3 separate regions of the Homo sapiens genome follow, and regions 1 and 2 are each linked to region 3. A link is a loop called in an ENCODE intact Hi-C map of the cell type or tissue named here. Cell type or tissue: PC-3. All regions are shown on one strand. Each heading gives the region's core, and the rest is flanking DNA. Links, peaks and the distances in the headings are about the cores only.

Region 1 (5,920 bases), core at 577-5,576, 290 kb before region 3:
CCACCAGTGCCCGTGGTGAGAGTACTTAGACCAGCCCTTAACCAGACGGGAAATACACTACCCTGTCAAGAGAAACCTAAGTCTTGGCCTGCTTCACCATCAGCTAACTAAAGTGGCCTCGGACCCTGAATAAATTTCAGTGGCAACCAGGTTGTTGCAAGTGCAGTCCTTGGGTGAGCACTGGTGCTGTGCTAGTCTTGGGGGCTGTGGACTTGGGAAGTAACCCTTCCTGAGCTTCAGCTACAGCAGCCACAGGAGTGCCTACATCACCCCTCCCCCAATTCCAGGCAGTGTAAAATAGAGAGAAACTCATTTTTGCTTGGGGGAAGTAGAGGGAAGATTACAGGGGATATTGTCTTACAATTCAGTGCCAACCACACCACGGGAAACAGAGCACCCAGAATACCATAGCCCATTATATCAGGCCACTACAAGACAGATTGCCTGGGAACCCAGGCAAATTTTCTGCATCTTACCAAAGTCCACCAGGGGTGGGTATCTAGGAGTCTGCAAGTCCCAGTGTTCCTGGGCTTAGGATACCGTCTAGGGCTGAAACGGATTCAGTAACCACAGGCTTAGGGACCTCAACAGTCAATCTCCTTTGAATTATTAGAAAGCCTTCTAAAGAATAATGGGTATAAACATGGTGAGACTACAAAGAATAGAATAAATAAAAATTCTCCAATGTCTAGCCATTGATGAACATCTACAAGCATCAAGAACATTCCAAAAAAATATAACCTTACGAAATGTAATAAATAAAACACCAGTGACCAACCTGGATTGCCAGAGATCTGTGACCTCTCACACAGGTAATTCAAAATAGCTGTTTTTACCAAAACAGATATGTAGATCAATGAAACAGAACAGGGGCCTCAGAAATAATGCCACATATCTACAACCATCTGATCTTTGACAAACCTGACAAAAACAAGCAATGTGGAAAGGATTCCCTATTTAATAAACAGTGCTAGGAAAACTGGCTAGCCATATGCAGAACACTGAAACTGGACCCCTTCCTTACACCTTACACAAAAATTAGCTCAAGATGGATTAAAGACTTAAATGTGAGACCTAAAACCATAAAAACCCTAGAAGAAAACCTAGGCAATACCATTCAGGACATAGGCATACGCAAAGACTTCATGACTAAAACACCAAAGGTAATGGCAACAAAAGCAAAACTTGACAAATGGGATCTAATTAAACTAAAGAGCTTCTGCACAGCAAAAGAAACTACCATCAGAGAGAACAGGCAACCTACATAATGGGAGAAAATTTTTGCCATCTATCCATCTGACAAAGGGCTAATATCCAGAATCTAAAAAGAACTTAAACAATTTTACAAGAAAAAAACAAACAACCCCCTCAAAAAATGTGCAAAGGATATGAGGAGACACTTCTCAAAAGAAGACATTTATGTGGCCAACAAACATGAAAAAAGCTCATCATCACTGGTCATTAGAGAAATGCGAATCAAAACCACAATGAGATACCATCTCACGCCAGTTAGAATGATCATTAAAAAGTCAGGAAACACAGGATGCTGGAGAGGATGTGCAGAAATAGGAACACTTTTACACTGTTGGTGGGAGTGTAAATTAGTTCAACCATTGTAGAAGACAGTGTGGCGATTCCTCAAGGATCCCTTTCAGAAATAGCATTTGCCCCAGCAATCCCATTACTGGGTATATACCCAAAGGATTATAAATCATTCTACTATAAAGACACATGCACATGTATGTTTATTGCAGCACTCTTCACAATAGCAAAGACTTGGAACCAACCCAAATGTGCGTCAATGATAGAATGGATAAAGAAAATGTGGCACATATACACCATGGAATACCATGCAGCCATAAAAAAGGATGAGTTCATGTCCTTTGCAGGGACATGGATGAAGCTGGAAACCATCATTCTCAGCGAACTAACACAAGAACAGAAAACCAAACACCACATGTTCTCACACATAAGTGGGAGCTGAACAATGAGAACACATGGACACAGGGAGGGGAACATCACACACTGGGACCTGTCAGGGGGAGGGGGGCCAGGGGAGGGATAGCATTAGGAGAAATACCTAATGGAGATGACAAGTTGATGGGTGCAGCAAAACACCATGGCACATGTATACCTATGTAACAAACCTGCACATTCTGTACATGTATCCCAGAAATTAAAGTGTAATTTTTTTTAAAAAATTGCCATTTTGAGGAAACCCAGCAAACTTCAAGAAAACACAGAGAATAAATTTCAAAGTTGATTAGATAAATTTAACAGAGTTTAAATAATTTTTAAAATTCCAACAGAAATCCTGGAGCTGAAAAATATAAGTGACAAATGAAAATTGCATCAGAATGTCTCAACAGCATAATTGATCAAAAAAGAAAAAAGAATTAGTGAGCTCAGAGACTGACCCATTCTTCTTCAGAAGGCTTTCTAATCATCAAAGGGAATTGACCACTGAATTCCCTAAGTCTGTGGTCACTGCAGCCATTTCAGCACTAGAGGGTGTCCTAAGCCCAGGTACACTGTGTGACTCGCAGACTCCAGGATACTCAGCCCTGATGGACTTTGGGAAGATACAGAAAAATTGCCTGGGTTCCCAGGCAATTTGTCTTGTATTGGCCTGATATAATGGGCTTTGGTATTCTCCATGGTGCTCTGTTTTCCTGTGGTGGGGTTGGCACCAAGTTGCAAGACAATGCCCCCTGTAATTGTCCCTGTATTTCCCCTAAGTAAAAATGAGTCTCTCTCTACTATACTGCCTGAAGTTGGGGGAGGGGTAATGTAGGCACTCCTGTGGCTGCTGTAGCTGAAGCTCAGAGTGAGTCACATCCCAAGCCCACAGCCTCCAAGACTAGCACAGCACCAGTGCTCACCCAAGGACTGCACTTGCAACAACCTGGTTGCCACTGAAATTTATTCAGGGTCCGAGGCCACTTTAGTTAGCTGATGGTGAAGCAGGCCAAGACTTAGATTTCTCTTGACAAGGCAGTGTATTTCCGTCTGGTTCATGACTGGTCTAAGCACTCTCACCATGGGCACTCATAGAATTCTACCCAGTGCTGTGTTCCACTGTCATAGAACATCAATGAGTTTCAAAGACTTGAAAATACACATTCAGAGAGAAGAGAGAGAGAGAGGGAGAGAAGTACACTTACAAGATCTAGAAAATAGGCTTAAAAGGAAAATCTATGTATCATTGGCATTAAAGAGGGAGCAAACAGGATGGGGATAGAAAGTTTATTCAAAGAATAATAACCTAAAGAAAGATAGGAATATCCCAGTACAAGAAGGTGAAAGAACACCAAGCAGATTCAATCCAAATAAAATTACTCCAAGGCATATGATAATCATACTCTCAAAGTTCAAGAACAAAGAGAGGATCCTGAAAGAAGCAAGTAACATATAAAGGAGCTCTGATATGGCTAACAGCAGACTTCTCTGCAGAAACTTTACAGGGCAGGAGGGAGTGGGGTGATATATTCAAAATACTGAATAAGATAGAAAACCTTTCAACTGAGAATACTGTCCCTAGAAAGCTATCCTTTAAATATAAAAAGGAAATACTTTCCTAGACAAACAAACGTTAAGGGAATTCATTACCACAGACCTGTGTTACAAGAAATTTTAAAAGGACTTTGTCAACCTGAAACAAAAGAATGTCAAGCCATAAAAAGAGGTTATGAAAGGTATAAAAGTAAGCACATAGACATATTCAGAATACTCAGTGTAATGGTGGTGTATAAACCACTGGTATCTTTATTAGGAAGACTAAAAGATAAATCTATAAAAACAATAACAATTTGTTAAGAAATAGTTAATACAAAAAGATATAAATTGAGACAACAAAAAGTAAAGAGGTGCAGTTAAAATTGAGTTTTCTCGTAGATTTTTCTTCTTTTATTGTGATCAAAGTTAAGGTGCAAATAACTTAAAATAAATTGTTATAACTGTAAGATGTTCTTCGTAAGTCTCAGGGTAACTACTATGCAAAAAGAAAAAAAGAAAAGAGAATAGCTACACTAAAAATAAAGAACAATAAATTAAAACATATTACCAGCGAAAATTAGGAAGACAGTAAGAAAGAAAGAGAGGACTTACCAAACAACTAGAAAACAGGATGCAAAATGACAGTAGTAAGTCTTTACATATCAATAATAACGTTGAATATAAATGGATTAATTTATCCAACTAAAAGATATAGAGGAGCTGGATGCATTTTTTCAAAAAGACACAATTACATGCTACCTAAAAGAAACTCGCTTCACCTGTAAACACACATGACTGAAAAGATGGAAAAAGGTATTCCATGAAAACAGAAATCATTAAAGAGAAGGAGTAGCTATACTTATTATATCAGATAAAATAAACTAAAAGCCAAAAATTCCAAAAAAAAAGAGACAAAGATGGTCATTATATAGTGATAAAAGGAGTCATTTTAATGAGAGGATATAACAATTGCAAATCTCTACGTACCCAACACATGAGCACTCAAACATATTATACAAAGCAAATATTAATAGATCTAAAGGAAGAGATAGACTGCAATACAATAATAATAGAGGACTTCAAAACACCACTCTCAGCAATGGACAGATCATCCAAACAGGAAATCCACAAAAATAACATCAGAATTAAACTATATTGCAGACAAAATGGACATAATTGACATTTGTAGAACATTTTATTCATCTGCTGTAGAATACACATTCTATTCATCAGCACATGGAGCAATTTCCAGGAGAGACTACGTGTAATGCCACAGAACAAGTCTCAATAAATTAAAAATAATCAAAATCATATTCAAATATCTTTTCTGACCACAGTGGAATAAAATTAGAATCAATAACAAAAGGAACTTTGGAAAATGTAAAAATACATGGAAATTAAACAACATGCCCCTGAGTGACAAATGGGTCAATGAATACATTTAAAAGATAATTAGTTTTAAAAAACAAATAACAATGGAAACACAAAATTTGAAAACCTAAAGAATACAGCAAAAGCAGTATTATGAGGGAAGTTTATAGCAATAAATGCCTATATCAAAAAAGCATAAAAACCTCAAACAAACAATGTAACAATGCACCTCAAAGAACTAGAAAAGCAAGGACAAACCAAAGGCAAAATTCATAGAGAAAAGAAATAATAAAGACTACAGCAGAAATAATTAAAATTGAGATTAAAAATAGTACAAAAGTTTAGCAGCACAAAAAGTTGGTGTTTTGAAAAGATAAAATTTATAAACCTTTATCTAGAATTAGAAAAAAAACAAATTAAATGATGGAAAGGAAACACTACAACAGATACTACAGAAATACGAAGGATCATTAGAGACTGTTGTGAGCAACTATACATCAGCAAATTTGAAAACCAAGAAGAAATAGATACATTCCTGCACAGAAAACCTACCAGTTAAACTATGAAGTTATAGAAAATCTGAACAGACCAGTGATAAGTAACAAGATAGAAGCAATAATAAAAAGTCTTCCATCAGAGAAAAGCCCAGTTCCTGATGGCTTTACTGCTAAATTCTACCAAACATTTAAAGAACTAATGCCCATTCTACTCAAACTATTCCAAAAAAATTAAAGAGTAAGGAATACTACTAAACTCATTGTATGAGGTCAGCATTACCCTGATACCAAAACAAGACAAAGACACAGTAAAAACAGAAAACTACAGGCCAATATCACTAATGAATATATTAATAGATGCAAAAATCTCTAATGAAATATTAGCAAACTGAACTCAATACTTTAAAAAGATTACCCACTTTTATCAAGTGGGATTCATCCCAGGGATGCAATAATGTTTTAACACATGAAAACCAATAAACATAGCACATTTCATCAGCAGAGTCAAGAACAAAAACCATATGATTATTTAAATAAATGCTTAGAAAGCATTTGAC
Region 2 (5,920 bases), core at 577-5,576, 280 kb after region 3:
GTTCTTTCAGCCCAGCTGGGTACAGAAAATGACTATTTCCAGGTAAAAGTATCATGAAGTCCCTGCCATGATAACTCTTAGTCTTACAGGGGAACTCCAGCAGACAAAGGGGACACAGAATGTTCTGAAAGTGAGCAGGAAAGAGAACCGTGGAGCATCATAAGCAAAGCAGGCCATCAAGGTACTATAAACACTTGAAAGAGAATACTTCCTTTGAGATATTAACCTGTGTTCTGCTCAGCACTGTTTTCCTCTCATTGGATTTCATGCAAGCAGCCTTTGTAATTCTTTACCTCAGGGCATTTTTGCAGAGCCAGGGACAGAAGCTACTTGAGGTCAGAAACCTGTTCTGTTCTCTGTAACAACCCTCTGATGAGGAAATACTGGGTGTCCCATAAACAATGGAAAGAGGGCTCTTATGCTGGCAACGAGAGAGTGCAGGGCAGAACTCCTGATGGTAAAAATGTCTATGAGCCCCATGAGTTTATGGGGACAGTATTCCAAGTAGGTCCTAAGACCTCGAGGGGATACTGGGGTCAGGGGGCTGGACCAGTGACCCAAAGCACCAGGCCTCCTGGCCTCACCAAAGATTATGGTGTCTCAAGTGAAACATAAACAGGCCTCAGCACTAGCCAGTGTGGACCCATGGCTCATGACTGGAGAGGTTTTCCCCTTTGTGTATCTCCATGAAGGACCCCCAGGACCTTGGCACAACCCCAGGGTGAAGAGATGCCCACAGTTATACCAGAGGTGAAACTTCCTGTCAGCCTAGCAGCATGGGGCTTCTATATTACAACATAAAAAGGCTGGGCACGGTGGCTCATGCCTGTAATACCAGCATTTTGAGAGGCCAAGGCGGGTGGATCACCAGAGGTCAGGAGTTCAAGACCAGCCTGACCAATATGGTGAAACCCTGTCTCTACTAAAAATACAAAAAATTAGCTGGGCGTGATGGCACATGCCTGTAATCCCAGCTACTCGGGAGGCTGAGGCAGGAGCATCGCTCGAACCCAGGAGGCAAAAGTTGCAGTGAGCCAAAATTGTGCCATTGTACTCCAGTCTGGGCAACAAGAGCGAAACTCCATCACAAAAAAACAAAAAACAAAACAATATTACAACATAAAAGAGGTGATCCTTCCCGCCCACCCTACATTAAAGACTCAGGTTTATACCACCCCAAACACTTGGGCAGGACCAGACTTTGCAAAACCTGCTACTAGAATTATAGGGACCTAGGAGGAAATATAAGATGGAGACTGAGGACAAAGACTCAGAAGTAAGGAATTAAAATCCAAGCATTTAAAACCCATAGCCACACACAGTCCCCATAGTGGACCAAGACAAACCTAGTATTTGACCTGCATTAGTGAAGAGTGACTGGATCCTTAGTGAGGGGCACCTGGAAACACAAATCAGAGCCTCTGATTAGCAGCTACAGCTGTTGTGTGTGGTCACTTTGCCCTTTGAGTTCTAAATAAAATTGGCTCAGGCATATTTCTCACAAGGTATAGGAGGTTTGGTGAATTTCTGGGAATGCATAATCAGAATATTTTTCTTAAGAAGACCAGGAGAACTGGCAGGGTCTCTAAGATTTTTGTCTTCCTTTCCAGACAGGCCTTATGTGAGACTTAGATGTATAGTCAGTTTTGTTCTCAAAAGGCAATTACTCAATTGTCAAAACTCATCAAACTAAACACTTAAGATCAGTGTGTTTTATTATATGTTAATTAGCCCTCAACTTAAAAAAAAGCCACACTTGTTATGGGAGTCCCTAAAATCTGGAAGCATAGATATATGTATGTCATCAAAGATATCTTCAATCTGATGTTATAATGTCTACAAGTCCCACACTTGACGATGCCCTAGATTGAGTTACATTATTGGAGACTGAATGTATATAATATTGTCAGTCTACAGCATGAGTTCAATCTATTTCAACAATAGGGATTACCTGGGCCAGACAGACCCAGGTGAACAGCCCCTAGTACAATGCCAGCATGACAATGTACATAGGTTTTGCACTATGGTTGGGGGGAAATTCTGGTGTTTTTAAAAACTGGATTGGAAGAGAAAGACCTAAGCTGTGTTACTCATCCACTCGGCTCCCTTGAGCAAGTTTATTTCCCCTTCCTGGGCATTAGATATCCAGATGTAAGAGGAGTAAGGTGAACAAGATGATAGCTACATCTTAAACTTTATGACTCTATGTTGAATATCTCCAGAAAAACTCCGGGTGACTTTCATTATAAATCATATAAGTGAGACATCCTATAAATGAACATCCTTAAGAAGATGCTGTTATTCCAAGATTCCAAATAGAAAAACAAGCCTTAGCGTGGTTGAGGCCACATAGCAAATTGAAAACAAAGTGTCTTATGATCCCACACAATTGAAGAGAAATGTATACTGGGATTTTCATGTTGCTAAGGGTAAAATCACCAGATTTGCATTTTAAAGACCCTTTTGACTGTTTGCAGACTAGAGCAGAAAGGACTTATACCTCTGCCTTAGCATGAGAATTGACCAGCTAGCCTGCAAGTGTGGGGCTCTGGAGTGGACTAGCTTAGAAAGATCCAGTCTGCCTGTATCTAGGGAGGTACAAAGGTCTCCCCAGCAAACCACTGGCTATCAGGCTGGGGCCAGCATTGCTTTTACAGCCCAGGAAAAAAAAAAAAAAAAAAAAAAAAAAAAATATATATATATATATATATATATATGTGTATATATATATATATATATATGTATGTATATATATATAGAACATAGCCCAAGGACCAAACTGCAGCCCAGCAGTCACTTGCCTGTGCTTTATTAGGCTAAGCTTGGCTGACTCGGCCCAGATAAGGTCATCACATAGAGGGTATTTTTTAAAGATTAAAAAGCAACAAACCCACTGCAATGCAACACCAGTAAATTATATCTCATAGACGACCAACGCACCCAGGACTGCAGGCCCTGTGTGATTCCAATGTCAAGAGCACCACCTGCTGCCCAGGCTGTGCAAAGCCTGGTTTGTCTTTCCTTTCTCTTCAACATCAACAAAATGTGCTTCAATGGAGAGGGTCTCAAACTGAATGAGTATGCTATCAAAGTCCAAGATGTGTGATCTGTTGCATTATTTTTCACTTTTATAATAAATTTTTAAAGTTAATCCAAACATATGCCAGGTTGTCAGACTGATAAAGTAAAGGAAAATCATAAAACCAGATTCCAGACCTTTATTTTGCATTGTTAGGATATTGCTAGGAGGTCGTGGCAGGTGCTGTTATTTTAATTGTTGAAGGTTAATGAAACAGAACAGAAGTGGACTAACTCATTAAGGAAGCATTTATACTAACAAAAGCCAAAGGACTCAGCTGCAAGCTCCACAGTGATTACGGAAAAGTGATGTGAGACTTAAGTGATGCAGGGTTCACAAGGGTGTAAGCACACCTAACTCAAAAGAACCTGAGACAGAGCAGTTAGGAGCTTGTTTGTAGCATGAAAAATAAGAAAGAAAAGCATCATCTACCCCATTAAGTTGACATAGATTATTGATGTAGTTTTATTTTAACTTAATTTGCAATGTTATTTTGCTTTATGATTATTGATTACAAGGGTAAGAAATGTATACCTAGTATTGTTTGAAATATTTAAGTTTCATTGTATAAAATGATTTAATTACTTCTAACTGGTCTTCCTCTCTCTCTCTCTCTCTCTCTCTCTCTCTCTCTCTCTCTCTCTCTCTCTCTCGCTGTCTCTCTCTCTCACTCACACACACAGTATTATTTGTTAAATGAATTAGTAAGTAATATCAACACAGAGAGTTTGCCAGAATTTCTTTCCTCTAAAAAAGATCCATACGTGACTCAGTATTAGTCAGGTTTTGGCTGAGATAGTGCCATGCTGTGTAACAACCCCAATGTTTCAATGACTTACAGTAACAACGATTTGTTTTCCTCATTCACGTGTCTGCAGGTCACTTAGGGCCACTCTGCATCAGTCTACAGGCCAGGTTCATGTCTGCTCCATGTGTCTCTCATCTGTGAACCAGAAGTTCTCAGGACATGCAGACGGCAGAAGCACGAGAGGCCAAACAGGCAAATATATGTAAAGCCTCTGCTCATATCTCATTGGCCAAAGCCAGTCACATGGCTAACATCAATGGAGGAGAGAAGCACATTCCCTCCCACGAAGGTTGCCTAGGATGAGGGAGAGGTGGAAAGGTAGAATTATGGCTAAATAATACATCTATTGCAGATCCACATTTTAGAAGCACTGCTTTCAAGGAAAGGAATAATTTACTTTCCCACTACTTCCTTTAAAAAAATGTAGCACCTCCAATCCAAGTGGTAAATTAAGTCCATGTAATTTATTCTCTTCCCCCATCAAATCTCCATCAAAATAACAAAATAAACTTCAGGGTAAGAAATTCTAAGTCAGCCGGGCGCAGTGGCTCACGCCTGTAACCCCAGCACTTTGGGAGGCCGAGGCGGGAGGATCACAAGATCAGGAGATCGAGACCATCCTGGCTAACACCGTGAACCCCCGTCAGTACTAAAAATACAAAAAAATTAGCCCGGCGTGATGGCAGGCACCTGCAGTCCCAGCTACCCGGGAGGCTGAGGCAGGAGAATGGCGTGAACCCGGAAGGCGGAGCTTGCAGTGAGCCGAGATGGCACCAACGCACTCCAGCCTGGGCGACAGAGCGAGACTCTGTCTCAAAAAAAAAACAACGTTCTAAATCCTAACAGGTTTCTTAACAGGAAGCCAGAGAAGGGCTTTAAGCCTAAAACTTAAAAACTGAAATAGGGGTTAAACTGATAAAGGGAACCTGGAAGAAGTGCTGTCCTTTTCACCATCTGCTACATGGACGTCTAAGAAGGGCTCAACTGGGCATGAAGTGATGGGATGCCAGGAACCTGGCTTTCACCTGAGCTTGGGACCAAAGAAGTTAGAGATGGAGGTGGATGGTGCTTGCAGTCAGTGGAGAACAATGCCTTGCAGGAGTGGCCCTGTGGCCTGTTGCCAAGGTCCCAAGGAATGGAATTGAGGGTGACCTCAGCTCTCATTGGTGATCATCCTGCATACACTGTACATGGGGATAGTCAGCCCTAGGGTACATAGGCCCTGCTGGTAATGACTCCTGCCATTGGCCACTGGGCTGGGTGGTGAGAAGACCTTGCTCTTGGCAGCCTTGGGCTGCTGACATGGACATGGAAGAGAAAATGCTCAAAGGTGGCACTCCTATGGTAAGATGCCTCCCTCCATGGAGAGGAAGCCCTCCACTGACCCTCAATGGACCTGCCCGAGTGTCCAGTATTATGCAAATGAGACCAGTCTTGTCTATGAAAATAAACAATGGGAATAATCACAGGATGTGAGAAATGACTCCACAGTTTAAAAGAAGCAGCCCATCTGGGCACGGTGGCTCACTCCTATAATCCCAGCACTTTGAGAGGCTGAGGCAGGAGAATCACTTGAGCCCAGGAGTTTGAGCCCAGCCTGGGCAGTGTGGTGTAACCCCATCTCTACAAAAAATACAAAACTTAGCCGGGCATGATGGTGTGTACCTGTAGTCCCAGCTACTGGGGAGACCAAGGCGGGAGGATTGATTGAGTCCAGGTGGTCAGGGCTAGAGTGAGCAGTGATTGTGCCACTGTACTCCAGCCTGAGTGACAAAGTGAGACCCTGTTTCAAAAAAAAAAAAAGAAGAAGAAGCCCATACTAACTAAACTATTGCAACTCTGGCACATGGATTCGCAGGCTAATGAAACAGAATATGGCCTAGATATAGACTTAATGCATAAGAAAATGTAGTATATAATAAATGAGGTATTCTTGAAATTTTTTTTAAAAATGAATAGATAAATAAGAATTGTGTCAGAACAAGTGATTAGCTCCTGGAGGAGAAAAATAGAGCTGGATTCCCTATTTAACT
Region 3 (5,920 bases), core at 310-5,309:
CTGATGGGTCTTGACTCTTTATCCAATTTGCCAGTCTGTGTCTTTTAATTGGAGCATTTAGCCCATTTACATTTAAGGTTAATATTGTTATGTGTGAATTTGATCCTGTCATTATGATGTTAGCTGGTTATTTTGCTCATTAGTTGATGCAGTTTCTTCCTAGCATCAATAGTCTTTACAATTTGGCATGCTTTTGCAGTGGCTGGTACCAGTTGCTCCTTTCCATGTTTAATGCTTCCTTCAGGAGCTCTTTTAGGGCAGGGCTGGTGGTGACAAAATCTCTCAGCATTTGCTTGTCTGTAAAGGATTTTATTTCTTTTTCACTTATGAAGCTTAGTTTGACTGGATATGAAATTCTGGGTTGAAAATTCTTTTCTTTAAGAATGTTGAATATTGGCCCCCACTCTCTTCTGGCTTGTAGAGTTTCTGCCAGGAGATCAGCTGTTAGTCTGATGGGCTACCCTTTGTGGGTAACCCGACCTTTCTCTCTGGCTGCCCTTAACATTTTTTCCTTCATTTCAACTTTGGTAAATCTGACAATTATGTGTCTTGGAGTTTCTCTTCTCAAGGAGTATCTTTGTGGCATTCTCTGTATTTCCTGAATTTGAATGTTGACCTGCCTTGCTAGGTTGGGGAAGTTCTCCTGGATAATATCCTGCAGAGTGTTTTCCAACTGGGTTCAATTCTCCCCATCACTTTCAGGTACACCAATCAGACGTAGATTTGGTCTTTTCACATAGTCCCATATTTCTCGGAGGATTTGTTTGTTTCTTTTTATTCTTTTTTCTCTAAACTTATCTTCTCGCTTCATTTCATTCATTTGATCTTCCATCACTGATACCCTTTCTTCCAGTTGATCGAATGGGCTACTGAAGCTTGTGCATGCATCACGTAGTTCTCGTGCCATGGTTTTCAGCTCCATCAGGTCCTTTAAGGACTCCTCTGCATTGGTTATTCTAGTTAGCCATTCATCTAATCTTTTTTCAAGGTTTTTAACTTCTTTGCGATGGGTTCGAACTTTCTCCTTTAGCTCGGAGAAGTTTGATCGTCTGAAGCCCTCTTCTCTCAACTCGTCATTCTCTGTCCAGCTTTGTTCTGTTGCTGGTAAGGAGCTGCGTTCCTTTGGAGGAGGAGAGGTGCTCTGATTTTTAGAATTTTCAGTTTTTCTGTTCTGTTTTTTCCCCATCTTTGTGGTTTTATCTACCTTTGGTCTTTGATGATGGTGACATACAGATGGGGCTTTGGAGTGGATGTCCTTTCTGTTTGTTAGTTTTCCTTTTAACACTCAGGACCCTCAGCTGCAGGTCTGTTGGAGTTTGCTAGAGGTCCACTCCAGACCCTGTTTGCCTAGGTATCAGCAGTGGAGGCTGCAGAACAGCGAATATTGCTGAACAGCAAATGTTGCTGTCTGATCATTCCTCTGGAGGTTTCATCTCACAGGGGTGCCCAGCCGTGTGAGGTGTCAGTCTGCCCCTACTGGGGAGTGCCTCCCAGATAGGCTACTCGGTGATCAGGGACCCACTTGAGGAGGCAGTCTGTCGGTTCTCGGATCTCAAGCTGCGTACTGGGAGAACCACTACTCTCTTCAAAGCTGTCAGACAGGGACATTTAAGTCTGCAGAGGTTTCTGCTGCCTTTTTTTCAGCTATGCCCTGCCCCCAGAGGTGGAGTCTACAGAGGCAGGCAGGCCTCCTTGAGCTGCGGTGGGCTCCACCCATTCCAGCTTCCCAGCCACTATGTTTACCTACTCAAGCCTCAGCAATGGCAGGCGCCCCTCCCCCAGCCTCGTTGCCACCTTGCAGTTCAATCTCAGACTGCTGTGCTAGCAATGAGCAAGGCTCCGTGGGCGTGGGATATAATCTCCTGGTGTGCTGTTTGCTAAGACCATTGGAAAAGCACAGTATTGGGGTGGGAGTGACCCAGTTTTCCAGGTGCCATCTGTCACAGCTTTGCTTGGCTATGAAAGGGAATTCCCTGACCCCCTGCTTCGGCTCACCGTTGGTGCACTGCACCCACTGTCCGGCACCCACTGTCTGACAAGCCCCAGTGAGAGGAACCCGGTACCTCAGTTGGAAATGCAGAAATCACCCATCTTCTGCGTCGCTCACGTTGGGAGCTGTAGATTGGAGCTGTTCCTATTTGGCCATCTTGGAACCGCCCTAGATATTTAACTCAACTGTAAATTTGTGTGTGACACAAGGAGAAGAAGGAATCCAATTTGTCCTAAACCATTCTGATATTCACAAAATTCTACATGCACTCACCCATCTGTTTCGGAGTTCTATGTTTACATTCAATTCCATTGATATATATGGTTGTATATGGTATTTTATAAATATCTATTTATTAAAAATAAGTATCATGTATTTTTAACATTCTTGTGGCTTTCTAGTATGTCTTAAAATCTAGTTGGGCTATTACTCTCTTTGCTCCTCTTTCTAAATAGGACGTTGGCTCTTTATTCTGGTTCCTTTATTCTGTAATATAATTTTTATTGCAGATGTTAATTTGTTCAGTATCCTTTGGGAATTACTTTTAATTTTTATAGTAACTTGGAAAGAATTGACTTACTAAAAATGTTAGTCAGGCCAAGCATGGTGGCTCATGCCTATAATCTTAGCTACTCTGGAAGCTGGTGTGGGAGGATCACTTGAGCCCAGGACTTCAAGACCAGCCTGGGAAACATAGTGAGACATGGTATCTCCAAAATTTTTCTTAAAATTAGCCAACCATGGTGGCACATGCCTGTAGTCCCAGCTACTTAGGAGGCTGAGGTGGGAGGATTGCTTGAGCCCATGAGTTTGAGGCTTCAGTGAGCCATGAGCTTGCCACTGCACTCTGGTATATCATTCATAAACATGGTATACCTTCCTATTATTCAGGTCTCTTTATATACACTTTAATAAAACATTTTAATCATCTGCACAAAGTTATCCTTGCTGCTATTCAGTCCTTCTCTTGGGCTCTTTATATCAAGTCTTGTATTTTTTATGCCCATCATCTCCAGTCGGTTCCCTGTGAAAGATTGCTTATTCTTGCATCATGCCTCTGACATTGCCCCTTAATTCTTTAGGATATGTATTATGCATATATTAAGTTTATATTCTATTCTGGCCCAATCATTGTCTTCTCTATGCCATGTTATTTTTTCCTGAGGGCTATATTCCCCTGGGAGTATTTGCTGCCTTGGCTGGTAATTTGTATGTGGTCAGGGAAGCAAAAGCACAAGCCATTGAGCATGTCCCTTGCTCTTATTTGAGGAGTGAGTAATGCACCAAAGAGCAGGCTTCCTCTGGTACTGTTACCTGGATTCAACCACTCCCTGTTTATAACCCCCATCACCCAACCAAGTAATGCTGCTTTTCAGGAAACTTCCCTGCATTTTCACATTAGGCACTTTTTTTTGGCCAGGGAGAACTTTGGGGCAGGTCTTTGGCCTACTCCTGATATATCTGCCCCCCATGGCACCAGGCATCCAAAGATTCTCTGCGGCCCCACAGCCTCCAGTGTGCCCCAAACTGGCATTGCTGCATAAATGCTCTGCATGGACAAGAGTGTAGGAGGCAATGAACTTCCTAAAGCCATGTAGGAGAGGGAAGGGCCCTCCTTAAAACATGATACCCTGTGTATGCCATGGTGCTCAGCTCTCTTCTAAGTTTAAGATGTTTTTCCCATATAAATGGAACCCAAAGGCCTAGTAGTGTCTCTCTTTTCCTGTGTCCTTGGAGCCTTCAACCTTCTTCCTGTCTATGTAGCACATCCAGGAATGGATTCAGGGGAATCAGCATAGTTTATGTTCACTCTTCTTACAGTCCAGTGTACTTATACACACACAAACACTCACACAAACACACACACACGTATATAAATTTTTCTATTGTTTGCTTTACGGTTTACAGCCAGAGTTCTCAGAACAATGTAAATAATAGTCTTTGTTCCTAGAATAAACCCTATTTGACCACAGAATATAATTGAAAAACATATTTATTTGGTTTCCTAGTATTTTACTTAAAGTTTCTCTTTGTATTTAGAAAGGAAATTGGTTTGTAGAATGTGGATGTTTCTATATTTCTGTTCACATTCTCTTCACCGGGTTCCAGCAAGGGAATAGTATAGGTTTGAAAAAAGATGAATTGGATCTATGCTATGGGACAGATTATGTATTATAGAATTTATGTGTTCCTTAACATTTTGGAGAAACTTGCCCATAAAAAACCAGTCCAGCCATTCCTTTGCAGATAATTATTTAAAAATCATTTTCCATATTTTCTTTGATGTTTAAGCTAATCAGCTATTCTTTCATTTTTAAATTAATTTTAGCAATTTACATTTTCCTAGAGAGGTTATTTTTTAAGGCCAAATATTCAAGTATATGAGTGAAGGTTCTCAAATCATTTGCATTTGTGGTTATACCACCTTTCTTATTCTAAATTTTGTTTTAGTGGGATATTTTCTTTTCCTATTGATTAGACTAAGTAAATTTTTCTATTTTAACATTTTTTTCAATAAACTAGTTCTTTGATTTATCTATTTTATGATTTTTCGGTATCTCTCCTGATTTCTTAGGCCTTCCTTTGTTTTTCTTTTTATAATTTTTTAGTTGCTTCTTGCTTCATCAATATGCACTATTTCCTTTGTAACAATGAACTCTTTAATGGCTTTGAAGTTACTCTTAAATACAACTATGATTGTATCTCTTAAAGTTTTTACACTTATTATTTTCATAACTATTTTTTAATACCCTGAAACAGAAGAGGATGTGTGTGTGCATGCATACATGCTAATGAGAGGTGAGGATTAATTTCCAGTTGTTTAGGTGTTTTAATGTTTGCCTTTGGGTTATTAAATGATTCCACAGTTCTGTGCTAATAGAATGTGGCTTGTTTAATCATCTATTCTGAGGAACTCATTGAGAATTCCTTTGTGGTTTCTCATAAGGTAATTTTTGGTGAGTGTTTCCTAGGCACTTGAAAATAAAATTTATTTACTGAAGTGTAAAAATCTTAATACTCTCGATTAAATCAATATTATAAGTTCAATTGTTCATATATTTTATACTTTCTTTTACAGTGTGAGATTAACCATGGATTGAAGGATATCAAAGTATTTTACTACTGATTCATTTCTTTCTATTTCTTCTTATAGTTTAAAATATTTATCTTTGACCTGATGTGGTGGCTCACGCCTGTAATCCCAGCACTTTGGGAGGCCGAGGCGGGCAGATCACCTGAGGTCGGGAGATGGAGGCCACCCTGACCAACATGGAGAAACCCTGTCTCTACTAAAAATACAAAATTAGCCAGACATGGTGGTGCATGCCTGTACTCCCAGCTACCCGGGAGGCTGAGGCAGGAGAATGGCTTGAACCTGAGAGGCGGAGGTTGCAGTGAGCCGAGATCGCGCCATTGCACTCCAGCCTGGGCAACGAGAGTGAAACTCCGACTCAAAAAAAAAAAAAAAAAGAAATTATCTTCAATAGTCTAATGTCATGTTATTTGGTGCACAATAACATAATTGTTTAAACTTCATTTTGGATTGTACCATTCACCACTAAGTTTGACTCTGTCTCACTAACTTCTTTTAACTTAAATTCAATTCTATCTAATATTAATACTGCAAAGCCCTCCTCTTTCTCAGCATTTGTCATTCTCCTTCCTAATTCTCTTATTTGTTCTTTAGGAGTTATTTTGGCTTTAGTGTGGCTCTTTGAAACTGCATTGTAAATTTATTTAATTGGAACATAACCCATTAACGTTTACTATGCAGAGGCAAAGGGAAAAACCTCTCCTTCACCCCCTAAAGGTTCACTGAAAAATCAACACACAAAAGGCAAATGAGTAGAAGAAATGGCATACAAATTTGTTAGTGTGTGTGTGGGAGAATCACAGAGTGATTGTACCACCACACAATGGGGTAAAGAT

The links. A loop is a pair of places that touch in the nucleus more often than their neighbours do. Peaks named below come from ENCODE experiments on the same cell type or tissue, not always from the same donor. Only the 100,000 strongest peaks of a DNase experiment are listed, where the experiment ranks them.
Region 1: it touches region 3 in a loop (5-fold over the local background); 2 of 110 quality-filtered maps call a loop at or near these places.
Region 2: a loop joins it to region 3, with 6 times the contacts of the local background. A loop is called at or near these places in 9 of 110 quality-filtered maps.

Annotation. Positions count from the first base shown.
Region 1 is chr3:36,121,805-36,127,724 of GRCh38, forward strand. No RefSeq gene overlaps it. Among named protein-coding and RNA genes, the nearest start is that of STAC, 260 kb to the right of the region's middle. In PC-3, for the core only: a CTCF peak has its summit at 2,514; DNase peaks (open chromatin) are centred at 2,517 and 2,797.
Region 2 is chr3:36,698,171-36,704,090 of GRCh38, forward strand. No RefSeq gene overlaps it. Among named protein-coding and RNA genes, the nearest start is that of DCLK3, 63 kb to the right of the region's middle. RefSeq lists enhancers at 1-553, 2,808-3,102. In PC-3, for the core only: a CTCF peak has its summit at 2,989 (motif pointing left); DNase peaks (open chromatin) are centred at 2,971 and 3,861; H3K4me3 peaks cover 378 bases; H3K27ac peaks cover 1,006 bases.
Region 3 is chr3:36,413,604-36,419,523 of GRCh38, forward strand. All of the region lies in intron 1 of STAC (SH3 and cysteine rich domain), which reads left to right. The region is part of intron 2 of LOC124906227 (a long non-coding RNA gene); the gene reads right to left. Among named protein-coding and RNA genes, the nearest start is that of STAC, 36 kb to the left of the region's middle. In PC-3, for the core only: no CTCF peak of the experiment used is centred there; a DNase peak (open chromatin) is centred at 3,248; H3K4me3 peaks cover 413 bases; H3K27ac peaks cover 1,982 bases.